2 separate regions of the Homo sapiens genome follow, and region 1 is linked to region 2. Evidence: chromatin loops called from intact Hi-C (ENCODE). Cell type or tissue: ovary. All regions are shown on one strand. Each heading gives the region's core, and the rest is flanking DNA. Links, peaks and the distances in the headings are about the cores only. Region 1 overlaps THSD4 (thrombospondin type 1 domain containing 4). Region 2 overlaps THSD4 (thrombospondin type 1 domain containing 4).

Evidence for each region. A loop is a pair of places that touch in the nucleus more often than their neighbours do. Peaks named below come from ENCODE experiments on the same cell type or tissue, not always from the same donor. Only the 100,000 strongest peaks of a DNase experiment are listed, where the experiment ranks them.
Region 1: a loop joins it to region 2, with 5 times the contacts of the local background. A loop is called at or near these places in 2 of 110 quality-filtered maps.

Annotation. Positions count from the first base shown.
Region 1 is chr15:71,591,423-71,606,849 of GRCh38, forward strand. The region is part of intron 7 of THSD4 (thrombospondin type 1 domain containing 4); the gene reads left to right. Among named protein-coding and RNA genes, the nearest start is that of THSD4-AS2, 92 kb to the right of the region's middle. In ovary, for the core only: no CTCF peak of the experiment used is centred there; DNase peaks (open chromatin) are centred at 5,449 and 8,329.
Region 2 is chr15:71,657,883-71,673,309 of GRCh38, forward strand. THSD4 (thrombospondin type 1 domain containing 4) reads left to right here. Exons shown (of 18, transcript NM_024817.3): 8 at 2,648-2,852. Among named protein-coding and RNA genes, the nearest start is that of THSD4-AS2, 26 kb to the right of the region's middle. In ovary, for the core only: no CTCF peak of the experiment used is centred there; no DNase peak of the experiment used is centred there.

The DNA of each region.
Region 1 (15,427 bases), core at 3,857-11,856, 66 kb before region 2:
CGCTCAGACAGCTTCACTTCTCACACAGCAAGAGCATTGCTATACCGATCCTCTTGGCTGACTCCCATCTGCAAGGTAGAGGAGCAGATCATCCCCTGGGCTTCCCTGTCACACATGTGACATGCTCCATGTGTGGCAGATGACACTGAAAGGGAGAGTTCAAGGACAAACACCTGGTGAATTCATGCTGGTGAAGCTCCAGGAGATGTCAGAGGGCAGCTGTTGGGAGTATGAGGCCCAGTGTAACCTTCTGCAAGAATGTTTGCAACCAGCCTATTTGTGGGAGAGATGTTCAGACTGCGGCCAGATTTTTTTTTAGAAAAAAAAAAAATCAATAAATCCAGATATGTTCCATATACCAAAAACTGAGAAACAAAAAAGTGGGTATATAACAAAAAGGCAGCAGGTAAATAGGTAAATGGGAATGGTATTGTTCAGAAGTGGTTTCATTACAGAAATAAAGGAAGAAAAGAAGAAAACAAATGTTTGTGGGCCTGATGGGTGACAGGCACCATGTCGTGTTTTCATGAACATTATTTCGTGTAATTTTCCCATCCCTATGAGGCAGATGTTAATGCCCCTCATTTTAAAGACGAGGAAAAGAGAGCTGGGGGATTAGCTTGTTGGCCCAAGGTCACTGGCTAGCATGTGATGTAGCCAGGATTTGAGCTACGGTTTTTCTCCATAGCTTGCAATGTTTCCTCCATATCACACAGCAGTAACATTGAAAGAGAAAAGTACACACATTTCTAAGCCAACATGTGGCCACCATGGGAAGAAGCAGAGAGGAAGTTTGGATCTTTTGGCAGGGAAACCATTTGAGGTTCTTGACAGTTGTTGAGGTGAATGCCCTGTTCCCCCATGTTCCACCAGCAGTGAAGCCCATGATGGGCAGGAGCTGCAGGACGCAGTGGCAGGGAGAAGGCTGTTGGCAGCCCCCAGAGCCATCTGAGCGTGTGCACAGCCACATGGCCCTGCCGCCCCAGGAATTGAGCTGTTACTTGTCTGTAGAGGTGCTAGGAGAAGCTGTTTGCCCGGCATGACAAGTTGGAATTCAGAACACATTTTCCCACAGAAACCATGCCCTCCTGGGTAGTTGGGTTCTGGTCTCCAGAAAAACAACAGAATTGTGTCACTGTTCTATACGTGGTGATCGGGTTCCCAGACCTGTCTATAAAAGTGAATACACTGTGGGCTGGATTCACTTTTATAGATAGGTCTGGGAACCCAATCACCATTTACAGAATGCATTTTGTGGGAAAACACGTTCATAGTTCAGCTTTCAAATGTTTGGAACGTAGCCTGCCTCTAGGTTGAGAACAGCATGCATTAGAATATTGAGCATCGAGGTGTTACAAGTCCTGAGTTTCAGTGCTGACTGAGAGGAGGGGTGAGGAGTAACATTTAGCAAGCAGCCACACGGACCCCATGCTGAGCTGACTGTCCTGCCTGCCCTCTCTCATCGCGTTCCAGCTTAGTTCTGTGAGGTCAGCAGGAGCATCTTTGTTTTAATGCAGAGCAGTTGGAATGTTGGAGAGATTCATTAACTTTTCCAAGGGTATGCACCTAGCGAAAATAGAGATTTGAACCTCAGGTTCTTTCCAGAGAGGGTCAGAGCCAAATCTAAATCAAGTGGAGAAGTGAGCAGAGGAAGTGAGCAGAGGTTTCTATCCTGTCCCCAGCCTTATCTCTTTGTCCATTGTGATAAAAAGAGCCTGTAGGCCGGGCGCGGTGGCTCACGCCTGTAATCCCAGCACTTTGGGAGGCCGAGGCGGGCGGATCACGAGGTCAGGAGATCGAGACCATCCCGGCTAAAACGGTGAAACCCCGTCTCTACTAAAAATACAAAAAATTAGCCGGGCGTAGTGGCGGGCGCCTGTAGTCCCAGCTACTTGGGAGGCTGAGGCAGGAGAATAGCGTGAACCCGGGAGGCGGAGCTTGCAGTGAGCCGAGATCCCGCCACTGCACTCCAGCCTGGGCGACAGAGAGAGACTCCGTCTCAAAAAAAAAAAAAAAAAAAAAAAAAAAAAAAAAAAAAAAAAAAAAAAAAAACCTGTAAGAAACCCTCATGGGTGACCTTTTAAAAGCACCCTAACTCGCTGGAGACAGTGTGACAAGGCAGGATGACAGTGCCCTCCTACCTGTTCCTGCTCTTCTGTCCTCGGTGTTTGGATGCAAATTCTTACTATCAGCTGGGGAATGGTGGCTCACACCTGTAATCCCAGCACTTTGGGAGGCCGAGGTGGGTGGATTACAAGAGCCCAGGAGTTTGAGACCAACCAACCTGGGCAACATGGCAAAACCCTGTCTCTATAGAAAAAAAATGCAAAAATTAGCCAGGCATGGTGGCATGTGCCTGTAGTCCCAGCTACTTGGGAGGCTGAGGTGGGAAGATTGCTTGAGCCTGGGAGGTCGAGACTGCAGTGAGCCATGATTGCGCCACTGCACTCCAGCCTGGACAACAACACAAGATCCTGACACCCCTTCCCACCCCCCCGGCAAAAAAAAAATCTTACTACCCAAATTAGTGACTGTTTGAAATCACTAAGAATGGGGGCTGATGAGAAAGAGGGAAGAGGGGAAAGGTGCCCAGGAACAGGAGGGACTTGAGAGGGTGGTGAGGTGGGGCAGCTGGACATGAGCTGCACAATGGTGCTGAATGCAGCTCAGCATGGGGGTTGCCTTTTCCTGCCCGGTCCCTCTCTCTGCCCCTTCTGCCTCACAGCCTAGGGATCCACTGGACTCTTATTTCCTTTCACTCCAGTCTGTTCCCAAGCCTGGATGAATCCTTTTTTTTTTTTTTCCTGAGATAAAGTGTCACTGTTGCCCAAGCTGGAGTGCAATGGCACGATCTCAGTTCACTGCAACCTCCAACTCCCGGGTTCAAACTATTCTCCTGCCTCAGCTTCCCCAGTAGCTGAGATTACAGGCATTTGCCACCACGACTGGCTAATTTTTGTATTTTTAGTAGAGACAGGGTTTCACCATGTTGGCTGGGCTGTTCTTGAACTCCTGACCTCATGATCCACCCACCTCGGCCTCCCCTCTTAGTAGCTGGGATTTCTGCCCTCTGTGAGCCAGCCTCTGCCTGAGCTCCAGAGTATCCAGCCCGACCCAGGTGTGCCCAAATGATCCAGGCTTCCAAAATCAAAGAGGCTCCCCACATTGCCTTAGGTGGAGACCTTAGGCCTCTTCCCTGGGGTCTCAGCTGCTTCCCAGGCTTCAGCAGCAGACATGGGAAAGCTGTGCTCCAGATCGCTGGTGCTCAGACCTCCATGTATCGAACAAGCATTAACCCATTTCCTACCCCATATCAGTATTGTGTGATGTGCATGAGGGGAAATAAGATACAGTCTTGGTCTGGAGGACTTCCTAGTCAAGAAAGAGAGATAGAAGTTAACAAAGTATATTTTATGCATGAGGGATATACAAGGAGCTCGGGAGCGGAAATAAGTGAGCAGCTGAGTCTCCTTTGGGAGGGAGGGATTGGGGAAGGCTTCTCTGAAGAGGTGACATCTGAGCTAGGTGTCAAAGAAGAAGGAAGCATTTACCAGCTATCTAGGGGGTCAGTCAATCCCAGTGGTGGGAACTAAGTGGTGATATGGTATAAACAGGAAAAGTTTGGAATAGAGAACAAAGATGAGCTGAGTTTGAAAAGTCAGCTAGTTTCTTACTAAACTAAATGTATGAGCTTCTCTCTTTAATCAGATTGGGATTGGAAGCTCTCTTCTATACAAGTAATGGGTGATTGCTGGAAAGGTACTATGAGTGGACAGGCCTGGAAGTCAGACACTGTGAATCCTAAAGATTTGTTTTAACAAGGTGATAAGCTTTGGCTGTGTCCCCATCCAAATCTCAACTTGAATTGTATCTCCCAGAATTCCCATGTGTTGTGGAGGGACCCGGCAGGAGGTAATTTAATGATGGGGGCTGGCCTTTTCCGTGCTGGTCTCATGATAGTTAATAAGTCTCATGAGATCTGATGGGTTTATTAGAGGTTTCCGCTTTTGCTTCTTCCTCATTTTTCTCTTGCCACCACCATGTAAGAAGTGCCTTTCGCCTCCTGCCATGATTCGGAGGCCTACCCAGCCATGTGGAACTGTAAGTCCAATTAAACCTCTTTTTGTTCCCAGTTTCAAATGTCTTTATCAGCAGCTTTAAAATGAACTAATACACAAGCCATATGTTCAGAACTTGGAAGCTCAGAGGGCCTAAAATTGCACATGTGTGTATGCAAGTCCAGGGGATGCAGATTGTATTTCCAAAGAGTCCTGTTAAGTGGAGAACATTCTCCCTTGAATTATTGAGCAGAAGACTCCCCCAACTCCATCACCCCAAGATCTGCTAGTTCAACGCCCTCCATTTAAAGACGGTAGCTACTGTTATACCCATTCTACAGATGAGGAAACCAAGACCCAAAGAAGCTAAGAAACTTGCCCAAGGTCTGCGAAAGTGACAGAAAGGGACTTGTGTCTGTGTTTTTGTTAACTATGCACATCGATTTGACTGAGAGACATAGCACAGTTTTTCGCTGGTGACCGTTTCAGCATCTGCTAACCATGAAAGTCAGGACATGCATCATCCATCCTACCTCACTGTTGCTTCTTTTCCAGCAAAAGTTCAGTTTTGTTTGTTTTGAATTTTTAAAATCACAACCAGAATGTCCTTGAGGTATTCCTTGTTTGTGCTTTTATCTTGTGAGTATTTGTTTCATCCTTTATTAAAAACATGTCTTTAGAGGAATCACTGTCTGTGGTGGTTGAGTGAAATGTTGGGGCGACTTCTATTTTGCTGATGGGTTTGAGGGGAGAGTGGCCTTCCACAAATGACACAGTGTGTGTCACCCTTCTGTGGGTAGGAACGCAGTCAGATTGTGACATTGTTGTGGTTTTCTCTCTTTCTTCTTCTTCTCCAAGTACAAACACAAGATAATTATCCAAAGGCCTTTTTTTTATGAAAGTCTTCCACCACATTCCAGAAGTGGCCATCTGTTTTTCTGATGCACTAAATGCATCAGTGCCTCATCTTCCAGAAGGTTCTGTGAAAGCTTATTGCTAAGAGTTTTGTATTTTATAAACTGAGTTGCCATTCAGATTGTCCATAGTATCAACTTAACACTGGCTCCATGGGGACAGAATAAGATATTAGTTCTATCTAGTTACTCCAGATTGAGTCACTTGTGGGAACTCTTTGAATTCTAAAGTTTCCTGGTGTGGACAGGGTCTAGGTTGATCCTAAAGACAAAAATCTTTAGGCTCAATTGGGCCAAATTGTTAATGATAGAACCACCTTCTGTTTGTTTCCCCTTCTACATGGTAGGGTTAGAATCCTGCGGGCCTCCTGGCTGGGGAGCGCAGCTCTGTTTTGGAGACAGCAGAAGCATGTAGCAGCAGAGGGAGGTGGAAGAGTGGCAATGGTTTGTCGGGCCCCTAGGTGACCCTGGTTCTCCTGGCTTGGAATGCTGTTGTTTAAGAGCAGCAGCCAAAGAGGGCGTGTGGGGAAGAAGGAAAGCAGCCAAGGAACATTGAAGCCACAAGCTTTAGGGAACAGGGCTGGGTGAGGCAAAGGGGAGCTCTTGCTAAACCAAAATATTTAACTAGATTTCACTTTTTTCTGTCAGTCCAAATTCTTTGTTTGAAAGTTTCACTTTGAAGTTGTTTCTTTTCTTATTGTTCCAAAAAATACTGTTGTTTTAATCTTGTTTCTGGGTGGGGCCATTGACCATTTAGATTATTTCTAAATTATAGCATTAAATGTCTCAAATTCTTGGGGACGTTTTCTGTCACAGGCCTTCCTTGGTGCTACCCGGAATCTCCTGTCTCAAGTAGGCAAGAATATGTGTAAGAACAGCCTGGCTGAAACTGACAATTGGACTCTTTAGCAATTGATATGTATTATACCTTGCAAATTTTCAGAGATTCAGAAAGTTGCTAAATAGGTACAGGCACGTGCACACACACACACCCACAGATATATGTGTGTATATATACCAAAATACACATGTGGTAACATATACATGCAGCTCTTCTAGACTTCTTTACAGAGTGTTTATGCCAGCTATTTCTATAGACAACATACATTATAAAAGGCATAATAACAGAGGTCATTTTAAGGATCATTAGACTTTTAAAGAAATAGCTTTTTACCAAAAATCGTGTATACAAAGAAAGCACTTTTAATACTTTGTTTGGAAGAACAGGAGGAGAAGACTCCTGGTCAAACCACCTAGTTCTGATGACTTAGTTTCTCCTGCATATGTCCCACCCCCAAGTATTGGATGACACTGACGAATTTTTAACAAGCTCGACGCCTTATGTGAGAAGTGTCTCTTCCCTCTTTGGCCTCCTAGGGTGGGAAAGCAGATCCCTTCTCGTCCCCAGGCGTGGCTTCCAAGATGCCAGGGCCCTGCGATGTGTGTCTCATCAGGGAACACCTCTGTGTCAGCCCCAAAGGAAGTGAGTTCAGACGCTCCCTGGAATTGCTTTTCATTTCTCCCTCAGATATTTAGTGAGCGCCAGACATTTAGTGGGCTCTTACTATGGTCCCAATCCTGTGCTGGGCCCTAGGATCACCCAGATGAATAAGTCATGGTTCAGGCCTTCAAGGTGCTCCCAGGCTTTCAGGGGAACAAGAAGTGTTCCTAGTGCAGGCTAAGCTGAGCAAAGAGGACCGGTCAAGAGATGGAAGCCAGGCTATCTTGGTGGGCAGAGCCCTGGGGGTTAGGAAAGGCTTCGCCGAGCCAGTTTTAAAGTTAGACCTTGAAAGACTGCTAAGAATTGGTCAGGAAGATGAGCAAGAAGACCCTTCCAGGCCAAGGTAGCAAGAGCAAGTACTAAGGGCAGAAGGTATCCAGCCCATGATACATTTGAAGAGTGCTAGTTTGACTAGAGTGGCGACATCATGACATTTTAAAAGTCAAACGGGACACATCCCTGAGGCCATGAGTTTGACCTTTTGACTATAGGCATTGATGGGTACTGAGACAAGGAAGGCCAGGAGGTATACGTGATATCAAGTATAAATATGCTAGAGGACTCATTGTAAAGGCCAGGAGTTGACTGAAGACTGGGGAGAAGGGTCCACCGTTTTGCAGACGTCATTTCTCCATTCCCTGCTACACTCTCTTTGTGCCCCACCCTGTGCTTTGGGCTGGAATCTTCCACAGTTCTTCCTGTTTCTCTTAGGTGTTTTTTGTTTGTTTGTTTTGTTTTTTTGTTTTGAGACAGGGTCTCACTCTGTCACCCAGTGTGTAGTGCGAGATCATAGCTCAATGCAGCCTCAATCTCCTGGGCTCAGGTGATCCTCCTGCCACAGCCTCCCTACTAGCTGGGACTACAGGCACATACCACCCCACCCAGCTAATTTTTGTATTTTTTGTAGAGACAGGGTTTCGCCCTGTTGCCCAGGCTGGTCTCGAACTCCTGGGCTCAAGCAACCCTCCCACCTCCACCTCCCAAAGTGCTGGGATTACAAGTTGAGCCACCGCATCTGACCGGAACTTATTTTTTAAAGATTGACAAAGGCATGTGTCACTTATGTTAGGAACACCCCAGCTTAAGTCCTGCCCACTTTATGACAACTTTTTCAACTAATCCGATTTGCTCCGACCTTTTTTCCCCCTCTGAACTCCACTTGCACTACTGTCAGTATTTAAAGGTAGGACCACTTGACAAACCTTAGTAAAACCATAAATGTTACTGGGTACAAGAATTTCATGTGGCTTAGTTCTGTCTCCGAAGCTAAATTGTAAATCTTTGAGACTATGTTTTATATTTCTTTGGAATCCAATCTGTTGTCTCTAGCATGGTGTAATGCTGGTTACACAGTATATACAAGATAAATATTTGATTGATTTGCTGTATTTTTTTTCCATCCAAGTAGAAATATGGATGCTTGTCCCCTGCGGAGAGTCCAAGTCCTCTGAGCTGACATCATACACAGAGCCCACTTCCTGTCTAACTATTTTTTCACATTGTCACATACTCATGAGCCCCTGATATGCCAGGCCCTGTTCATCCACATCATAATGCTTTCTCTTCACTCCTAGATTTAAGGTTCAAACCCAGGCAAACTGTTGTTCTGGCCAGACCTTAACCACCTGTGAGGTCATAGAAATGCTATGGAGTATCTCAAGGGTAGAAAGGCCCTTAAACCAGGAATGCTGCCCAAATACTAACGCAGGCTAATTACATGCCATCAAGCCCGTGGTATGTGCTCCCCTGGCAAGGCCCTGCTCCATTTTCTTCATAAAACCTGATGAGGAGCATTTTATAAATTAAGAGCTGTTCCCTTCTGCCGCTCAGCCGCTCCAGTGGACTCTGGCAGTGGGCCAGGAGGAACGTGTGTGCATTCAAGGGCAAATGTCATCTCTCTGCATTGTGTGGAGAGGCCCACTTTGAGCCGAAACACTGGGAGCCGCATAAAGCCCCAATGTCTTCCCCACAATGCCCCCCAGTATGGGAAGCTCCTTTCCAGCTGCAGAGCCACAAATCTTCTCACCAAGAGACACTTTGGCTCTCTGTTTGACCATAAGCTCTCACATCTCAAATTCTAAAACATCCAGGCGTGGTTAGTGTCTTCTTTCTGTTATGACTCCATCTGGTGAAAGCCTATTTCACTTTCCTTCCAAAGTGACTGATTTTGGGCAGCCAAAGTGTTTCTTTTTTAAGACTAAAACAGCAATTAAGATTCTGCAGCATTCCGTGGGGAAATGCTACTAATTAGCTACAGTCAATACTGTGGATTAGTGTTCTGTGCAAGACTTACTCACTCAGAAAGCTCTGTATTTCAAAGTCTTGCTCTCCTCCTGGAGTACCTGCCTTCTAGTCTTTGAATGGTCAAATCTTACCATCTTTACTAGCTCAGGTACATCTCCTCCAGGAAACCTTCTGTGATTTCTGCTATACTCCCCTTCTGAATTCCCGTAGGTTTTGTTTGCTCTTCTCTTGGAATTCTTGTCATTGTCTTCTTTGTCTTAATACATGACCTTTACTCTTCTGTAAGATCCTTGAGGGAAGAATCTGTGTCTGAATCATCATAAGCCCCACAGTACCTGGTATAATGCCTTACACATATGAGGCACTTTCTAAATATCTGGAGTAGAAAAAGAATGATTGGGAATTATTAATCACACCCAACCATTTTCAGTGACCCCCAAAACTGGTTCATGTTATGCAGTGATGATGATGACAATGACAATTAAAGTAGTAACAACAGCCATCATTAACTGAACACTCATTACATTCTAGACACTACATTCTGCATTTCACCTGCATTATCTCAGTTAATACCCTATTATCATGCCTGTCTTTTTTTTTCTTTCTTTCTTTTTTTTTTTGAGACAGAGTCTTGCTCTGTCGCCTAGGCTGGACTGGAGTGCTGTGGCGCAATCTCAGCTCACTGAAACCTCCACCTCCCGGGTTCAAACGATTCACCTGCCTCAGCCTCCTGAGTAGCTGGGATTACAGGCACTCACCACCATGCCTGGCTAATTTTTGTATTTTTAGTAGATAGGAGATTTCACCATGTTGGTCAGGCTGGTCTCAAACTCCTGACCCCAGGTGATCCACCCGTCTTGGCCTCCTGAAGTGCTGGCATTACAGGCATGAGCCACTGTACCCAACCTATCATGCCTATCTTAAAGATGAGGAAACTTGGTTTTGGTGAGAATAAATAACTTGCCCAACAACCAGTGAGATAATTAAATGATAAAATGAGTGCATGTTGGAAGCGAGATTTGAGTCCAGGCTCATGTGATGACAGAGCAAGAGCCATTACCATTCTGTTCTACTAAAGACTATCATTTAACACTTCCTGCTGTGTGTGAGAGCAGATCCTCTCCCTTTATTGCCTCAATGATTGGCTGGGGGTAGTGGGGAGAATTGATGCATTTATGAAATCAGCCTAGAATGGAAGCCTTTAGCAGCTAGAGAAAGCACTCCAGGATAGCTACTCTCACACCACTCCAGGGGTTGCTCCCTTATGGCCTCCATGGAGCTTCCAAGACAAGGGGGCAGAAAACTGGGTGAGCATGTCCAGGCTGCCGGACTTTGCAAGGCACTGTCATGGGCCTGCCAAGACTCTGCTCCTGTTGGCCGCTTTATAAATGACTGTAATTGCACCAGTCTTTGGTGAAAGACTTTGAACTTAATAAAAATGTCAAACTCATTAAGAGCGTTTTCAAGACCAAATAAACTCTGAAGAGGCTGTAATCTTTGATGACTTCAGATTTGTGAATCACAAGGACGTGGAAAAAATCTAGCTGCCCTGTACAGAGCTACTGAAATGTCACTATTTATTGCTTCAGCGTCATCTGGTAATGGAAGTTTGGTTGCGAGATCAGAAATCTCTCCTGAAAATATCATAGCACTCTTTTTCTTTACTGTGTCAAAGCAGCTGTGTGCGTGAGCAGCTCTGTATGTGCCACAAAGCAGTATCTAGAATAAACACAAGTTTGATTAGCCTGGAGTCATGTCCAGAATCTCATTATATTGGAAATGTTTAAAGTTAGACTGAAAGGGCTTTTTTTCTCTTCAGGGTAGCTTAGGAAAACCATGTGAAAAGCAGCATTATTCTGGAGAAGACTTCACATGATGTAGGAGGTGGGATTTCAGCTGGATCTTAAATGTTGGGTTTGGAGTGGCAGAGTTCTAGGAGACAGAAAATGAGTTGTGGGTAAGAACAGACAGGAGGGGTGAGGACAGTAATAAAGAACAGGGGTGGTCTGGAGCTAAAGGTCTTTGTACTTGAGACACTGAAGGAGCCAAAAAATAATTAATATACTGTTAGCAACTTATTATAGTCCTCTTAGATGCTAAATTATGATGTAGACATTTTGAAAAATGGTCTCGGCCAGGCGCAGTGGCTCATGCCTCTAATCCCAGCACTTTGGGAGGCTGAGATGGGCAGATCACCTGAGGTCGGGAGTTCAAGACCAACCTGACCAACATGGAGAAACCCCGTCTCTACTAAAAATACAAAATTAGCCAGGTGTGGTGGCGCATGCCTCTAATCCCAGCTACTCAGGAGGCTGAGGCAGGAGAATCTCTCAAACCCGGGAGGCAGAGGTTGCAGTGAGCCAAGATCACATCGTTGCACTCCAGCCTGGACAATAAGAGTGAAACTCTGTCTCAAAAAAAAAAAAAAAAAAAAAAAAAAATGAAAAAGAAAAACAGTCTCTATCCCCACAGCAATCCTATAAGGTAAATGTTACGTTCAGTTTAGAGACCACTAAAACCAAGGCTCCTGCAAGCCTGTACAGGCAGAAGGCAGATTGGTGGCTGCCAGGGGCTGGGAGTAGAAGGGAATGGGCAGTGACTGCTAATGGTTATGGTTATGGGGTTTCTTTTTTGGGGTGATGAGGTATTCCAGAATTGGATAGTTTTGACTGTTGTACCACTTTGTGAATATACTACTGAGTTGTACATTTTAAAAGGATAACTTGTCTGGTATATGAATTATATCTCAAATAAGGAGGGGAAAAAACATAAGGCTCAAAGAGATCAAGTGACATTCCCAAGCTTATGTAGCCACTGGTGAGAAGGCAAACTGGGGTTTGAACCCAGGGCTTTCTGGCTCTAAAGCTTGTGCTCTTTCCCCGCTATGTTGCCTCTGTCCTTTCAGGACCTGTGAGGGCTTAGCGGTGAGGTTGGCTACAAACTTTTGGTCAAAGAATAAAATGCATTTTTGCTACAAATGCAATGATGTCTGACAGGTACAATGTAGAACTGATGTAGAGCTTTGCTCCTTGGTTCAGCTAAAACCAGGTTTTTGTCACACCACCAGGAATGATTAGGAACACAGACACATTGAAGGGTGAGGGGAATGGAATTTACTGGGCAAAAAGAAAAAAAACTCTCTGCAAAGCAAGAGGGGATCCTGCTAATGGGCCCCCACCGCACAGATTGAACACCAGGTCACCACACAGGAACTAAAGAAGCCAGGCTCCTTTCCCTGCACACAGCACGAACTTCCCGTGGCTCCACCCCGTTCTCCCAGTGCAGAGGTGGGTCAGAGATTCTCCAGGGACCCTCCCCTTTATCTGCCTCCTGCATCTATCAGAACCAAGTGGGTCATGAGATGCGTAGTTAAGTTTTGAGTGGAAGGTTACTCCCAAGACACTGGCTTTGAAGAGAGCAAGACCAAATCTGCACCCCGCCATGGTCAGGAGGGGAATCCTAATATGGAGGCTCCCATAGGTTCAGGGACTGGCTGAGCAAGCCGATGGGATTTTTGGTGCCTGAAGCTGGTGGGCTGTGACAGGTAGGGTCTTTGGAAGGGGGCCAGATTATGAATGGCTTGAAATGCCTCTCCCTCTGGTGGGAGAATTTGAATTTGACGCAGTGGGCATGGGCCATGGTGCATTAGGAAGACAATTGCTGTTATTGGAAGGTTCTTCTGGCAGTATATAAAGGGTGGGTTAGGCTGAAGAGAGAGTGGTCAGAGAGGCTAGCTGTGGTCATCCAGGCATGAGTTAAGGAGAATTCAGTCCAAGGTTTTAGTAATGGAAATGGAGAGAAGAACTGAATATGGGCAAGAATTAGAAGAAAGAAAAAATAGCCTTGGCCACAGATGAAGGAGAGAAAAGAGGTATAGAACACTCTTAAGTTGCTCTCCTTTTTAACTTTGGGTTTTCTAAGACTAGAAACATGAAAGTGCTGAAGATGGGCATGAAAAATAATGGAGAGGAAAACCATGGGGATAGTGAAGATAATGAAATAAGTTTGGGCCCTAATGAGTTTGGGGTGGTGACATGAAGATTTATTAAAAGTTTTGCTAGTGTTCTGCCCAGACCCTCAGCCCAGACAGGTGCAGCCTTTTTCTTCCTCCCACTTTAGGAAGGCAAGGTCTGATTGATGTGCCAATGAGAAATATGAAAGTGTAAGAACACTAGAAATTCAATGCATTTTTATAACACTTTGTAATTTACAGATTGTTTTGCCATCTTTTATTCTATTTATTGTCACACAGTTTTATCGTAATCCTTCCACAATGGTTACTTTACCCTACATGAAACCATATAGTTGGACTTACTATGGCATTTTATTCAGCAGTTTGAGAATTTCAGACCAAATGTATTTAAATCCAAGAGATGACCTCAGATGAGTGACACAGGGAATTCAAGAGGAAGAATTAGAAAGGCCTAGGATATTCTAATGCAAGGTAAGACACCCACACAAGTACCTGGTGAAATGTGTATTATCTATATCAAATCAGCAAATGCCTCATTTAAACTTAGAGGAGCCCAAGGAAAGTTCTAGCAAGCAAGGGCTAGGAAATGTATATGTATCATTCAATGTCAGTTATTTACTGTTTTAAGTTATACAAAATGTCACTTGTAATATGCAAGCCAGAAGACTGTGGAGTGTCATCTTTGAAGTGCCAAAAGTGAAAACAAAAACAAAAACAAAAAAAAAACCTGTCAACATAGAATTCTATATCCAGTGAAAATACTCTTTATCAACAATGGCAGAAGAAATGCTATGGAGAAAAATAAAGCAATAAAGGTCAGTAGGAAATGAATGGGGAGTGGGTTCTCAGTTTTAAGTAGAATGGTAGAGGAAGACCTTTTTGGGAAGGCAGTATTTGCTCCGAGACCCAAAGGAGGTAAGGTGGTTGCCATGTAAACAAAGGGGAGAACATTCCAGGTAGAGGAAATAACAAGCAGAAAGACCCAAGAAAGGTGCATCTCTTACATGTTTAAGAAACAACAAGGTGACCAGCGTCACTGGAACAGAAGGATCAAGGAAGAGAAGATAAGGAGATAATGTCCTGAAGTTGACAGGGACCAGACCGTGCAGGGCATTATAGGAAGAATAAGTATATATTTTGTTTGCCTGGGACCATCCACATTTATACCTACTGTCCTAATATTATTATCAAAACGTCCTGGTTTGGATGAGAAACTTCAGAGTCGTTCTAAGTATAGGTCATGTAAAGACTTTGGCCTCTAGGTGGATTGAGATGGGAGCCCCTGAGGGGTTTCACCCAGAGCTCTGGCTCTAATATGATCATTCTGACTGCCGTGTGGGGAACAGACAATAAGTGGACAGAACAGAAGAAGAAGTGCCCATTACTAACTACTGAACAAACCCAAGTGAGGGGGAAGATGGCTTGGACCACATGGCAGCAGTGGCAGTGGTGGGATAACAGCAAACCTTCAGCCTGAACAGGGGGAAGGATGAAGTAGCCAGCAGCTGTGATGGGGAAGACTGGGAAGAACGGCTTTGGGAGGAAAGATCGAGAACTAGATTTTAGACTGTAAAGTTTCTAGGGCCTTTTGGACACCTAAGTAAAGATGTCAGAGAGCCAGTGAGTGTAAAAGTCTGAGGTTTGGGAGAGCTTCAGGTTGGAGATGTAAATGTAGTATTCAATGCCAAGAGGCAAGATGAGATTACCAAGTGTAGACAGAGGAGAGATGGAGGTCAAAGAACTGAGCCCTGGGATGCTCCGATGCTTGAAGTCTGAGAAATGGGGAGGAAGGCACAGGAGACTGAGAAGTAGCAACCAGAGACAGAGAGACAAAACCAACGGAGTGAGCTGTGCCTGAGGCTACTTGAAGAAAGTATTTGAAGCAGGGAGGAGTCATCACCTGGGCCAAGTGTTCTGTTAGGTCAGGGAAAATAAGGACTCATCATTGGCCATCAGATTTAGTGATTTGGCATCACTGGTAACCTTGACAAAGGAAATGTCTTCATGTAGTGAGGGCAGAAGCTTGACTCTGGGTAGTTGAAGAGAAAATACTGTCTCTGTTTTTGTTTTTGTTTTTTGGTTACTTTTTTGTTGTTTTTCTGCTCTCCCTCTTCTTGGTTCTTGCGAAGAGCAAAAGACAAAGGTGATTCCTCCAAGAAACCTCTTCTAAACTACTTTGTGCAGTGGCAGGGCAGAGAGACCACATAAGTTGTATTATTTTCTGTTGTTGGTGTCTGGCTCCTTTTGGGGGTAGGAGTATTTTGCAGCAGTGTGATAATTAATTTTATATTCCTTGTCACTTAGGCTTCTATGGCAAAGTGAATGCAGTTTGGAGGCACAAACTCCAGCAAGGAGGCAGGATAAACTGCTCAGAGGAATAAGACCTCCCAGAAATAACATTTCAAATGGCAATTGTTTATTTATTTATTTATTTATTTATTTTTTGAGACGGAGTTTCACTCTTGTTGCCCAGGCCAGAGTGCAATGGCATGATCTCGGCTCACCGCAACCTCCACCTCCCGGGTTCAAGCAATTCTCCTGCCTCAGCCTCCCGAGTAGCTGGGATTACAGGCATGTGCCACCACGCCTGGCTAATTTTGTATTTTTAGTGGAGATGGGTTTTCTCCTTGTTGGTTAGGCTGGTTTCAAACTCCCGACCTCAGGTGATCCACCTGCCTCAGCCTCCCAGAGTGCTGGGATTACAGGCGTGAGCCACCATGCCCAGCCTCAAATGGCA
Region 2 (15,427 bases), core at 3,086-11,085:
AAATAACATTTTGTCTGTGTCTGTGGTTATCTGAAGCTATCCATGCTAGTGTAATTTCCTTGTGATAGTTCCATTCTAACTGGGCTGGGGCTGAGGATTAATGTGATTAATGTGACGTCTGTCCCATCTTTGGCGACTCTCATTCATTCTTGAAATATCTCTGACACCCTAGTTACAGGAGAGGGACTCACTGGACGGTTCATTGTCTCCACTCTAGGTAAGGCCCGCTCCACACTGCAGTCATTGTTACCACCGAAAAGCAAGTCTGAGCATGGCTCTCCCCTTCTCCAGACATCTGGGGGTTGCTGATGCCATAGGATGAAAATCTAATTCTTCAATCTGGCAAACAAGATTCTTGACAAGTTCCGCTGAACTCTCCAGCCTCGTATTATCCCTCCCAGCAGGCTTGCACTTCAGCCGTGTCATTCTGTGTTCTTTCCTACCTGTGTACACATTGTTCCCTTTAACAGAAGGACCCCTATGAGAATGAGCTCAGTCTGGACAAGTCGAGTCCAGGGGTAGCAGCAACAGACTGGAGGTTGGGAAGGGAGGGAGTGTGAGATGTCACTAGACAGGGCAGGCAATGGGTGTTGACCACCTCTCCTGTCTACCTTCCCCCTTGATGACAGTCAGAGGCATCTCCTTGATTCAGTTGGAATCTTGCCTTGATAACATGGGTTCTACTATTCAAAACCCCTGTTGATGGTGACATTTTTGTTGTTGTTGTTTCAAAGCAAGGGAGAATTCAAGGGGGGTGGGGCTATGGAAATCACACATGGAAAACATATTCCTTATTTTTTCTGCTAAAATGTGCGTGGGGCAGATTGAGAAGGATTTGAGGGAGGAGAAATACATAGCAAACATGGCATTTGGAAAGGCTAATTGGATGTGGATGAGCATATTGAGATGATGTTCTATTACTGTCAGAGATAATGTTTTACAGAGATGCTATTTGTGAAGAGAGACCAGTCATTATTGATGGGTCAATGTGCGCTTGGGAATATGGAAGCAATAATGCCCAAGGGCAGTGCCTGCAGAAAGGTTTCAATCAGGCATGCAACTAGAGGGGAAGGAATGGGCACCTTTTGATTTGACTCTGCCCACAGGATTTGACCTATAGGACCTACCTGAAGAGACCCAGGGTTGCATAACAAAATCAAAAGTGGACTTTGACTGGTTTGCTGCTCACTTTGTCCTAGAGATGTGGTCTGATTATTGCACTTAGAATTCAAGAAAGAGGACAAGCCTGTGATTTGGAGAATATGTGTCTCAAGAATTAGAATACCATTCTGATTTCAAGTATCTTTCCATATCCTCATGACCCAGTGAATAATCCTGTACTCACAATATTTCATTGTCCAAACCATAATCTACCCACTTCCATCTGCTCATGGAAAAGTGACAGAATTCTTTGTTCAGAACATGAGTCCCAATTTTAGATTCAGGAAACATGATCCTGAGCCCTGTGAGGTCAGGAGTGGAAAGCTTCAGAAGTAGAAAAAGATTTTGTGAAGATCATTCCATTTTGTTCCAAAGTTTAATTTTTGGTTTTTTTAAAATAGGGCCTGCTCTGTTGCCCAGGCTGGAGTACAATGATGCAATCACTGTAGCCTCATACTCCTGACCTCAAGTGATCCTCCCACCTTAGCCTCCCTGAGTAGCTGGGACTACAGGTGTGTGCCCTCGCACCTGGTTAATTTTTTACTTTTTGTAAAGACTGGATCACACTGAGTTGCCCAGGCTGGTCTCAAAGTCCTAAGCTCAAGCAGTCCTCCTGCCTCAGCCTCCTAAAGTGCTGAGACTACAGACATGAGCCACCATGTCTGGCCCAAAGTTTAATTTGTGTGTGCGACATAAAATGGTCCCAACGGAAACATGAATGAGGAGGGAGAGATAAAGCAAAAAGATCTTAGAATGAGTAATGGGAAGATTCCTTTTGTCGGGGGAGGGAATTCAGGAAAGTCAGAATTCCTTTATACACTGATGAGACCAGCTCTACAGACAGCACTCTGTGGTTTAGCAGGTTATGATCTCGTTTGTTGATGATTCTGGCTCTTGCTTACCTTCATCCTTCTGCTCTGGGAAAAGTGCTCTGGGGTAACCAAGGAAAAGTCCTGCTTCTGAGGCCTCTAGAGCCACAGTTACCAGTTAGAGGTTCAGCTCCCAAACCATTTAATTTCCTAAGAAACTGGTCCAGGGAACACTACTTTTGGAGGTACTTTGCTAAGAGTAGCATCTATAAGAAGACATGAGGGCAAACTTCAGTTTCAGATGTGGCACTTGTCATGATTCCAGAGAGATTCTTTATATAAAAATCCCAGCACAGACCATCCTCTCCCCTTCCAGAGTCCAACGGGGATTTTCAGAACAACTTCACTGTACAACCTGTTTAAGTAAATTTCTAGCACCCTACATCTTCCCTAGTCTTTTTCCCAGTGTTATTTTTCTCCTGATCATTTACCACCACCAAACAAACTCTGTTTTATTTACTTGTCTGGTTTACCGTCTGTGGCTCCCACCCCACTCCTAGAATATACATTTCGTAAATAGCTAGAAAAGAAATTTCTTGCCCAGGGATCTTCTCCCTTCCTTCCTCTGCATGCTCCTGATACATACTATGAGTCTTTTGTTTTCTGTCTTTTTGCAGAGCATTGGCTGTGATGACTACTTAGGCTCCGACAAAGTCGTGGACAAATGTGGGGTGTGTGGAGGAGACAACACGGGCTGTCAGGTTGTGTCGGGCGTGTTTAAGCATGCCCTCACCAGCCTGGGCTACCACCGCGTCGTGGAGATTCCCGAGGGAGCCACGAAAATCAACATCACGGAGATGTACAAGAGCAACAACTATTTGGGTAAGCTTGGTCTTTTTCCAGAGAAAACCGTCTGTCCCTGCCAGATGATGTATTCCTTCAGAACTGTGAGATAGACACAGCAGTGTCCGAGAGTCCCGGGGCATGCAGGCAGTGCCCCTGGGGAATGTCAAAGTACCACCTGGCCTGCGCCTTGAAATGAGAAGCTTGAGTGGAGAACGTTAAAAAAAAAGTCCTTCTTGCAGATAAATACTTAATATCTATACATTTAAACCAGCCTTTGCTTTTCCCAAGAGAAACATGGTTATAAAGTGGATAACAGCCCAAATTATTGCTCTGAGATGGGAGAAGCTCTTTGCAAAGCGCGGAGACCAGCCAGTGTTTGTTCTGTTGGGATTTGAGGTGGCCAGGGACAATTGATCCTATCTATACCTTCACTCCCTGGAGGTCTAAAGCGAAGCCATTTTTCTCTTCTTTCTGCCTCATCTGCCTGGGGCAGCAGACCTATACATAGTAGTGTGCATGTCTTCTGAAAAGCTGTGGAATCCTCCAGCAATCATTTTGGGCAACATCATCAATACTGAGAGGCCAATTTTAACCCATTTTTCTACAAAAGATCTTTGTTGATACTTCCTTCTGGACTTTGGAGCTATTTGCATTCCATCTGATAAAAACCACAAGCCAATCGAACACATTATTTATTTATTTATTTTTTTTTTTTGAGACAGAATCTTGCCCTGTCACCCAGGTTCGAGTGCAGTGGTGCGATTTTTGCTCACTGCAGCCTCCGCCTCCCAGGTTCAAATGATTCTCCTGCCTCAGCCTCCCGAGTAGCTGGGACCACAGGCGTGCACCAACACACCCAGTTAATTTTTGTATTTTTAGTAGAGATGGGGTTTCACCATGTTGGCCAAGCTGGTCTTGAACTCCTGGCCTCAAGTGGTCTGCCCACCTCGACCTCCCAAAGTGCTGAGATTACAGGCATGAGCCACCACGCCTGGCCTTGAACAAATTACTTTTTATGAATTTCTAATAGATGTAAGCATGTTTAAATCAGTTAACAATATAAGGGAGCCATTTGTTTAATGAATAGCTATATTCATTTTTATCTTTTAATTATTTATTGAACAGGAACTTACCTAAAACAAACTATGTGTCAGGCACTATTCTTAATGTGTTGCAAGCATTCAATCTTTGAATTCTCTCAACAGGGAAAAGAAGCTATTCCCATCCCCACTTTACATGTAAGAAAGCAGGCACAGAGAGATTATGTACCTTGCCAAGCTCACCATACCATAACGAGGTGGAGCTGGGGTTCAGACCAGGCAGTCTAGCTCCAGGTGTAGTAGCCTGTCAAGAGATGATACCCATGGGCAGTCTCAGAACCTAAGTTCCTCTGGTGTGCCACTGGCCGTGCAGCAGTCAATGGCTGCAGCACTTGAAAGACTATTAAGTCTGCAACTTTCAAATATCAGGATCACCCACAAGTTAACTCCAGACTCGGGAACTCCATATTCTACAGCTCTTCCATCCCCATCTAGTCAAATGCAGCCAAAACTAAGTGGTTTTACGGGGGGGGAGGAGGAAGGGATGGCAGATGGGACTCAGAGACAAACCCAATCAAAGAAAAACTGTTCAATTTGCTTTGACAAAACCCAGGAGCCACCAGAGTGTCAGAAAACCTAGTTTCCCAGTGAGTGCTTTGTATATTCTTTTTAATACTGAAAAATAGTGTTTGTGTGTTTCCTCCTTTCTTTTGTACTGCTATGAGATCACATCTCCATAAACATCCTGCCTCCTAGAATGGGAAATGTTCTTCTGGGGATTATTTGAATTGTGATTGTGTTCAGATGTACCGGCAAACAATGCCACTTTTTATTAGCTTTGTGTTGCTTTTAGTACATTTTCCCTGGCTATAGTTAGTTGTATTCAGTAAGCAGTTTTCAAGCTGTGCCCCCTGAATAAAAAATAGACATTCTGGGTGAATATCTACTGGATGTCTGAATGGAGGAAGCTCTCGGAGGCTTGTTGTTTTCATCTGGAGTATGGGAATAAGAATCTTCACCTTATAAGTAGTCATGCGATTCAATAGGATACAGATATTTCAGACTCGGCAGAGCCCCTGACACCTATTAGGCAGTTGACAAATGTTCATTGCCTTTCTTTTGTCTCAGAGAGATTGTCAGTTTTGATTCCATCAAAATTGTGGAATAAACATTTCCTCTTTCCTTAAAAAAGATGAAGGGAAGGCAGAGGGAAAATGGAGTCAGTGAGGGGCGGGCAGGGAGGTTCATGTCTGTAAGCCCAGCGCTGTGGGAGGCCAAGGCAGGAGGACTGCTTGAAGTCAAGAGTTCACGACCAGCCTGCGCAACATCAAGTGAGACCCCATCTCTACAAAAAAATTTAAAAATCAGCCAGATGCGGTGACACATGCCTATAGTCTTAGCTACTTGGGAGGCTTAGGCATGAGGATCACTTGGGCCCAAGAGGTCAGGGCTGCAGTGAGTTGTAATCGTGCCACTGCACTCCAGCCTGGGCAATAAAGCAAGACACTATATCAAAAAAAAAAGAAAAAGAAAAAAGTCAATGGAGAGGTGATTCAAAAAGTCAAGTTCAACTTCCTATGCCCAAAGATCAGTGGGGTGCACATGAAATCGGTAGCGTCCATGAAAATATTACATAAGGTCCCGTGTGTGAAGGAGAGAGAGCAGAAACAAAAGAGCAGGCTCTAATGAAAGCAGATTCCAGAGATGACGAACAGAGATTCCTTCTAGAGCACTTACGTCACCTGGGGTGCTTTGTGTATTCTCTTTTTAAAAAATTGATCTATAATTCACATGCCATAAAATTCATCCTTTTGAAGTGTACGTTGGTTACGGCCCTTTTCTCTTCACAGGTGTTCTCTTTACCAAACCCACTATTCCTGCTCTGTGAAGTCTGTATATTTTAAAAGTAAATATACATGAGATTGCTTGAGATCATGTAGAAACCACTACCAGGTGTATCTAGCTATTTTGAACTCTTCGACGGCTATTTTTTACATTGTACATTGTCAAACACTGAAACCTTTTTCAAAGAGATATGTGGTAGGTTTCTCCATAATTCTCTAGGTAACAATGAGGGTTCTGGTTTTCTTACCTTGTGAGTTCTGGCTATGAAAACTGTATTTTCTGTAAAATTTGACTTGATACACAAAATTTACTCAGCTATTTGCATAAGTTTGATCTGCAGAATAAGCAATATAAAGGAAATGAATACTTCACATTTGTATCATTGCTTTCAAGATTCCAGAACTTTTTTTTTTTTCCGAGACAGAGTCTCACTCTGTCGCCCAGGCTGGAGTGCAGTGGCGCCGTCTCAGCTCACTGCAAGCTCTACCTCCCGGGTTCACGCCATTCTCCTGCCTCAGCCTCCCGAGTAGCTGGGACTACAGGCGCTCACCACCATACCCGGCTAATTTTTTGTATTTTTAGTAGAGATGGGGTTTCACCGTGTTAGCCAGGATGGTCTCGATCTCCTGACCTCGTGATCCGCCCGCCTCAGCCTCCCAAAGTGCTGGGATTACAGGCATGAGCCACCATGCCCAGCCAAAGATTCCAGAACTTTTACAACTTTATTTTTTTTTAGTTTCCTGTTGTTTCCAGAATTACCTTTAGTTATTTGTCATGCAAATAAAACTTTCCCTGTGAAATATTTGGTATTTTTTTAAATAACTGATTCCCCAGTAACAATAGAAAATAGATTTCTATGAAAAAGGCAGACTTGTATTTATTAATGCTGAAGCTGATGATTTAATCACCTCATTTAATCTTATTTTTTACTTTTATTTTAGCTTCAGGTGTACATGTGCAGGTTTTTATATAGGTAAAATCACGTCACTGGGGTTTTTTGTACAGATTGTGTCACCCAGGTACTAAGCCTAGTATCCAATAGTTATTTTTTCTGATCCTTTCCCTCCTCCCACCCTCAAGTAGGCCCTAGTGTCTGTTGTTTCTCTGTGTGTGTCCATGTCTTCCATCATTTAGCTCCCACTTGTAAGTGATAGCATGTGGTATTTGGTTTTCTGTTCCTGCGTGGTTTTCTAAGTATAATGATCTCCAGCTTCACCCATGTTCCTGCAAAGGACATTGTCTTATTCTTTTTATGGCTGCATACTATTCCATGGTGTATATGTACCACATTTTCTTTCTCTCATCTGTCATTGTTGGGCATTTAGGTTGATTCCATGTCTTTGCTATAATGAATAGTGCTGCAGTGAACATATGCATGCATGTGTCTTTATGGTAGGATGATTTACATTCCTTTGGGTATATACCCAGTAAGGGATTGCTGGGTCGAATGGTAGTTCTGTTTTTAGCTCTTGGAGGAATCACCACACTGCTTTCCACCATAGTTGGAAAATATTTACATTTCCAGCAACAGTGTATAAGTGTTTCCTTTTCTCCATAACCTCGCCAGCATCTGTTCTTTTTTGACTTTTTATTAATAGCCATTCTGACTGGTGTAAGATGGTATCTCATTGTGGTTTTGATTTGCATTTCTCTAATGATTAGTGATATTGAGCTTTTTTGCATATGCTTGTTGGCCATACATACGTCATCTTTTGAAAAGTATGTCTTCTGTTCATGTCTTTTGCCCACTTTTTAATGGGGTTGTTTTTTTTTCCGTAAACTTGTGAAAGTTCCTTATAGATGCTGGATATGAGACCTTTGTCTGATGTATAGTTTGCAAATATTTTCTCCCATTCTGTAGGGTATCTGTTTACTCTGTTGACAGTTTCTTTTGCTGTGCAGATGCTCTTAAGTTTAATTACATCCCATCTGTCAATTTTAGCTTTTGTTTCAATTGCTTTTAGCATCTTCATCATGAAATCCTTGCTAGTTCCTGTGTCCAGAATGGTGTTACCTAGGTTGTCCTCTAGGGTTTTATAGTTTTGGGTTTTACATTTAAGTCTTTAATCTATCTTGAGTTGATTTTTATATATGGTGTAAGCAAGGGGTCCAGTTTCAATCTTCTCCATATGGCTAGCCAGTTCTCCCAGGACCACTTATTGAATAGGGAGTCCTTTCCCAATTGCTTGTTTTTGTCAGCTTTGTCGAAGATCAGATAGTGGTAGGTGTGTGGCCTTATTTCTGGGCCTTATTTCTCTATTCTGTTTCACTGGTCTATGTGTCTGTTTTTGTACCAGTACCACTCTGTTTTGATTACCGTAGCCCTGTAGTATAGTTTAAAGTCAGGTAACGTGATGCTTCCAGCCTTGTTCTTTTTGCTTAGGATTGCCTTGGCCTTTGGGGCTCTTTTTTTGATCCATATGCATTTTAAAATAGTTTTTTCTAGTTCTGTGAAGAATTTCATTGGTAGTTTGGTAGGAATAACATTGAATCTGTAAATTGCTTTGGGCAGTATAGCCATTTTAATGATATTGGTTCTTCCTATCCATGAGCATGGAATGTTTTTCCATTTGTTTATGTCATCTCTGATTTCCTTGAGTGGTGTTTTGAATTAAAATTTCAGAGATCTTTCACCTCCCTGGTTAGCTGTATTCCTAAGTATTTTGTTCTTTTTGAATTACCTCATTTTAAATGATTTTTTAAGCCCTCAATATTTAAATGAGCATCCCTAGGATTCTCTTTTTTTAACTTTTAAGTTAAAGGTACAAGTGCAGGTTTGTTACATAGTTAAACTTGTATTATGGGGGTTTGTTGTACAGATTATTTCATCACCCAGGTATTAAACCTAGTACCCCTAAGTTATTTTTCCTGATCTTCTCCCTCCTCCCACCCTAGGCTTCTCAGTTAATAACAGTAGTCATACCACACATATATAATACTTCAGTCTCCAAAGCATTTTCACATACATGGCCTTCTGATCTTTAACACTGGACATTATTTATTAATACTTTGCTTATTCCAAAAAGCTTTAGACGTACTAAAACTTACTATTAATACTTTGCTTATTTCAAAATGCTTTAGACTTACTAAAACTTACTGAAGGTATAATTATAGAGTTAAGATATGAAAATTAAAATTTAAAACTTAAAAACTAAATAGAAAACGGAGGCATGTATTCCAGAAACCTTGGCTGATATATTTATAGTGATGGTACATTAAAGTTAACTCTGAGTTTCTGGCTTAATTTAGTTTGACCATCAAGGCCTAGCCTACTAGACTCAGATTCTGAAGGCTTTGGGTCTGGCCCCTTCCCAGCCATAACTCCTAGGAGGAGTGGCCTATGTAGAGCTGGGGGAAGAGGCCAACTCACCACAATGCTTACTCTTGTCTCCAAGCAAAGCTAGAGAAATCATAACATTTAATGGTGCACATATTTCAGGAGATAAGATGTTTATTCATCTCATTTGGGGTTATACACCAATGAAACTCTGCAGACTTGAGCTCCAAATTTCTGTTTATTTGAATTTGTTTACATGCTCCAAAATATAGACTGTTTCATGAGTTCTAGAGTCCTAAATTTTTTTAAATGGGAAAGACTTTAGAACTCCTGTATCTATTGTAAGCTATGAATTCTCCTTTTGTATGTGAATTATTCTGAACTCTGCCATTTGGGGAAAAAAAAGTTTATTTAAATGATTGACATTTTGTATTACTTGCCTTTTTCTTAATAAAAGATATTGTAAAATTATTTTAGCTGAAATATCAAAGTTTGGCATAGTTCAGTCAGTTCAGTTTACTAATGTCATTATGCAACAGTTAAGAAATCAGACATAAAAGCATACCAAGCACAAATTGATTATACAAGACATGTACCACCTGCCAACATGTTAGATTGTCATAGAGTTTTAGACTTGGAAGGAATTTTTAAAGATCTGTAAACTTTCAAAAATAAACTGGCAGTATTCTTACTTTTAAGCATGTTCTCCTAAAAGTTTTAAACAACAGTAATGGTCAGCATTGAAAAAAGTCAAGTATCATGGATCATCTATAATTTGCAAGCTTTAATTTATTCTTTGAACAGCTTTCTTTACAGGAAACATTGGATGTTTAAATACTATGATGTCTTACATTCGTATGACTATTAATCCCTAATATTTTTTGCATGTTCACTGTAAAAATTTCAAGGAAGACAAATGAAATAGAGCAAAAAGGTAAAATTCCCTCTTCATACAAACTCCACACTTGATCCACTGCCTTCAAGTGTAAAGACTACTTGAAGGTAAATAACCACTGTTCACAGTTCATTGTGTATTCTCCAGCCCTTTCTGTAAGTACCAATAAATAGCTATTTTCTAAAATTGATATTACTATACATACTTTTTGCAATTTGTGTCCTTATTTTAATATCATATCATGGGTATCTTTTCATATTAATACATATAAGCCTATGTTATTGATTTTTTTTTAGTGCAGAGTATTCTGTACAGTGGATGTACCATTATTTATTTAGGTACTTCCCTACTGAGGGATGTTTAGATTGCCTCTAGTTTTCTAACATTACAAATAATACTTTAGAATTTTGGTTCAAGATGGCAGACTGAGCACATGAGCTTTTCTTCCCTTTCTCCAAAGATTCCTTCAAAATGATACTAAAGCGATTTAACTAAAAGATGTGACCTAAAACCACTAAGACTGGAGTGGGGGCATCAGTGAGCAAATATCTTAACAGATTTTTGGAAGACAGAAAGCAGATGGGAGGATGTTCACTAGCAGAGCAGAGGAAATCACAGCCCAGGTGTGCAGAGGGGGTCTGGGATGAGAAGGGGCTGACCTGTGAGATGAAGCCCCAAGAGGCTCTGAGCCTGGAAGACAGCAGGTAAAAGGGAGGGGAGAAGGGGAGAATGTGGCTGAAAATGGGGAAAGAAGTGAAAAAACCTGTCTGTGGAACAGACACCCCCACTCCCAGCACACACACACATTCAGAATGCTGGCATTGCCTCCTCGTCCAAATACGGAAAGGAACTAGGACATGGATGAGAGGTGGGTGCTGCAAGACTTCTGTCTTCATTGTGGAATTGGAGAAAGGGCAGCTTGCTGACTGGTACCCCACTCTCTGACTCTGTAGAACTTAGCCTTTTAACAAACTCTCACAACGTGCACAGGGTTCTCAGGAAACCTTCACATTGCTTTTGTCTTGAATGCCAATGGATAACTGAAGATAACATGAATGGGTGACCAAGGATCACTAGACATTTTCTTAAGCCTATAGCATGAAAGATAAGGCCCAAGATAAATAACTGGAAAAGTTATTTCTGGAAGAAACTGAGCAAATTCTTGGAGAAGAAAACTTAAAGGTTCTCTAACAAGTACTGCTTCCATGAATATCCTAATATGTATATCTTTTCATACTTATATAAATAATTCTGTAGGATAGACTCTTGGCAGAAGAATTTGTAGGTCAAATGGAATGCACACTTAAAATTCTGGAAAATAAAGCAAAATTTCTCTCCAAAGTCGTGCCAATTTACACTCCCACCAGAAGCACATGAAATAATTCTTTCTTCACACCGTTACCAAAACTAAATATTATAAGTGTACTTAATTCTTACTAGATCTTTTTTATTTGCATTTTCCTGACCACTAATTTTTATTGTTCTTTATACTCTATGACTTTGACATTTTTAAATTGCACTTGTAGTTTTCTTATTGATTTTAAGAACTCATATACATAATCAGTAATAACCATTTTTGGTGATGTCTATCTAAAATATTAGCCTTTATCTTACATTTCAACTCTGCTTAAATTATCTATTACTCTGTGGTGAAAAATTTTCATCTTTTTTTATTATACTTTAAGTCCTGGGGTACATGTGCAGAAAGTGCAGGTTTGTTACACAGGTATACACAATTCTGTCCTTTTTTTTTGTGGCTGTTGGTTTTCTGACAGATACCTTTCACCAAAATAAGGATTTTTCTTTCTATAACTAGCTTTTAAGAATTTTTATTAAAACTTGCCCGTTTTGTTTAGTTTTCTTCTGAATGTCTGATGATCAATCCTTAGTTGTCAGTTTATATTTATAAAGATAATGGATAGTTGCTTATTCTAGGTACGTTCAGTTGCTTTCCTCCACAATTACTTTCATCTGTTTTTGCAACAGTCCTTTTCTCCAAATGGAGCAGAGCCCAGTATGCTGCCAGGCTGCAGTCAGGCAGGTTTCCTCTGAGTGTGCGTGGGCAGGGGTCAGACAGGCAGACAGATACAAATCATCCTCTCTTAGAGGCATATGAGGATTCAGTAGGATAAACACGAATTGCCTAGCATGATAATGAATTTAATACATATTTTCCCTGCTTTATCTCAAGACTCCAATATGTATCAGTGACTGCTTAACAAACCTGTTTAGTTTGCCTTGCAATTTCCTTGCAATGACAAGAAACAGGCTTCTCTTCAGCTCCACTGCCAAGGAAGCCTCCAGGATTATGCCACTTCGGGTGTACCTTTTTTTTTATTATTATACTTTAAGTTCTAGGGTACATGTGCACAGTGTGCAGGTTTGTTACATATGTATACCTGTGCCATGTTGGTTTGCTGCACCCATTAACTCGTCATTTACATTAGGTATTTCTCCTAATGCTATCCCTCCCCTATCCCCCACCCCATGACAGGCCCCGGTGTGTGATGTTCCCTGCCCTGTGTCCAAGTGTTCTCATTGTTCAATTCCCACCTATGAGTAAGAACATGCGGTGTTTGGTTTTCTGTCCTGGCAATAGTTTGCTCAGAATGATGGTTTCCAGCTTCATCCATGTCCCTACAAAGGACATGAACTCATCCTTTTTTATGGCTGCATAGTATTCCATGGTGTATATGTGCCACATTTTCTTTTTTTGTTTGTTTTTTTTTAGATTTAAATTTTACATATATGTATATATATACTTTAAGTTCTAGGGTACATGTGCACAACGTGCAGGTTTGTTACATATGTATACATGTGCCATGTTGGTGTGCTGCACCCATTAACTTGTCATTTACATTAGGTATATCTCCTAATGCTATCCCTCCCCCATCCCCCTGCCACACAACACGCCCCGGTGTGATGTTCCCCATCCTGTGTCCAAGTGTTCTCATTGTTCATTTCCCCCCTATGAGTGAGAACATGCGGTGTTTGGTTTTCTGTCCTTGCAATAGTTTGCTCAGAATGCTGGTTTCCAGCTTCATCCATGTCCCTACAAAGGACATGAACTCATCCTTTTTTTATGGCTGCATAGTATTCCATGGTGTATATGTGCCACATTTTCTTAATCCAGTCTATCAGTGATGGACATTTGGGTTGGTTGGTACCAAGTCTTTGCTATTGTGAATAGTGCCGCAATAAACATACGTGTGCATGTGTCTTTATAGCAGCATGATTTATAATCTTTTGGGTATATACCCAGTAATGGAATGGCTGGGTCTCTAGATCCTTGAGGAATTGCCACACTGTCTTCCACAATGGTTGAACTAATTTACAGTCCCACCAACAGTGTAAAAGTGTTCCTATTTCTCCACATCCTCTCCAGCACCTGTAGTTCCTGACTTTTTAATGATTGCCATTCTAACTGGTGTGAGATGGTATCTCATTGTGGTTTTGATTTGCATTTCTCTGATGGCCAGTGATGGTGAGCATTTTTTCATGTGTCTGTTGGCTGCATAAATGTTTTCTTTTGAGAAGTGTCTGTTCATATCCTTCGCCCACTTTTTGATGGAGTTGTTTGATTTTTTCTTGGAAATTTGTTTAAGTTCTTTGTAGATTCTGGATATTAGCCCTTTGTCAGATGGATAGATTGGAAAAATTTTTTCCCATTCTGTAGGTTGCCTGTTCACTCTGATGGTAGTTTGTTTTGCTGTGCAGAAGCTCTTGAGTTCAATTAGATCCCATTTGTCAATTTTGGCTTTTGTTGCCATTGCTTTTGGTGTTTTAGACTGAAGCCCTTGCCCATGCCTGTGTCCTGAATTGTATTGCCTAGGTTTTCTTCTAGGGTTTTTATGGTTTTAGGTCTAACATTTAAGTCTTGAATCCATCTTGAATTAATTTTTGTATAAGGTGTAAGGAAGGGATCCAGTTTCAGCTTTCTACATATGGCTAGCCAGTTTTCCCAGCACCATTTATTAAATAGGGAATCCTTTCCCCACTTCTTGTTTTTGTTAGGTTTGTCAGAGATCAGATGGTTGTAGATATGTGGTGTTATTTCTGAGGGCTCTGTTCTGATCCATTGGTTTATATCTCTGTTTTGGTACCAGTACCATGCTTGTTTTGGTTACTGTAGCCTTGTAGTATAGTTTGAAGTCAGGTGGCTTGATGCCTCCAGCTTTGTTCTTTTGGCTTAGGATTGTCTTGGCAATGCGGGCTCTTTTTTGGTTCCATATGAACTTTAAAGTAGTTTTTTCCAATTCTGTGAAGAAAGTCATTGGTAGCTTAATGGGGATGGCATTGAATCTATAAATTACCTTGGGCAGTATGGCCATTTTCACAATATTGATTCTTCCTATCCATGAGCATGGAATGTTTTTCCATTTGTTTGTGTCTTCTTTTATTTTTGTTGAGCAGTGGTTTGTAGTTCTTCTTGAAGAGGTCCTTCACATCCCTTGTAAGTTGGATTCCTAGGTATTTTATTCTCTTTGAAGCAATTGTGAATGGGAGTTCACTCATGATTTGGCTCTCTGTTTGTCTGTTGCTGGTGTATAGGAATGCTTGTGATTTTTGCACCTTGATTTTGTATCCTAAGACTTTGCTGAAGTTGTTTATCAGCTTAAGGAGATTTGGGGCTGAGACGATGGGGTTTTCTAAATATGCAATCATGTCATCTGCAAACAGGGACAATTTGACTTCCTCTTTTCCTAATTGAATACCCTTTTATTTCTTTCTCTGGCCTGATTGCCCTGGCCAGAACTTCCAACACTATGTTGAATAGGAGTGGTGAGAGAGGGCATCCCTGTCTTGTGCCAGTTTTCGAAGGAAATGCTTCCAGTTTTTGCCCATTCAGTATGATATTGGCTGTGGGTTTGTCATGAATAGCTCTTATTATTTTGAGATACATTCCATCAGTACCTAGTTTATTGAGAGTTTTTAGCATGAAGTGCTGTTGAATTTTGTCAAAGGCCTTTTCTGCATCTATTGAGATAATCATGTGGTTTTTGTCTTTGGTTCTGTTTATGTGACGGATTATGTTTATTGATTTGCGTATGTTGAACCAGCCTTGGATCCCAGGGATGAAGCCAACTTGATCTTAGAGGATAAGCTTTTTGATGTGTTGCTGGATTCGGTTTGCAAGTATTTTATTGAGGATTTTTGCATCAATGTTCATCAGGGATATTGGTCTAAAATTCTCTTTTTTTGTTGTGTCTCTGCCAGGCTTTGGTATCAGAATGATGCTGGCCTCATAAAATGAGTTAAGGAATATTCCCTCTCTTTCTATTGATTGGAATAGTTTCAGAAGGAATGGTACCAGCTCCTCTTTGTACCTCTGGTAGAATTCGGCTGTGAATCCGCCTGGTCTGGGACTTTTTCTGGTTGGCAGGCTATTAATTATTGCCTCAATTTCAGAGCCTGTTATTGGTCTATTCAGGGATTCAACTTCTTCCTGGTTTAGTCTTGGGAGGGTGTATGTGTCCAGGAATTTATCCATTTCTTCTAGATTTTCTAGTTTATTTGCATAGAGGTGTTTATAGTATTCTCTGATGGTAGTTTG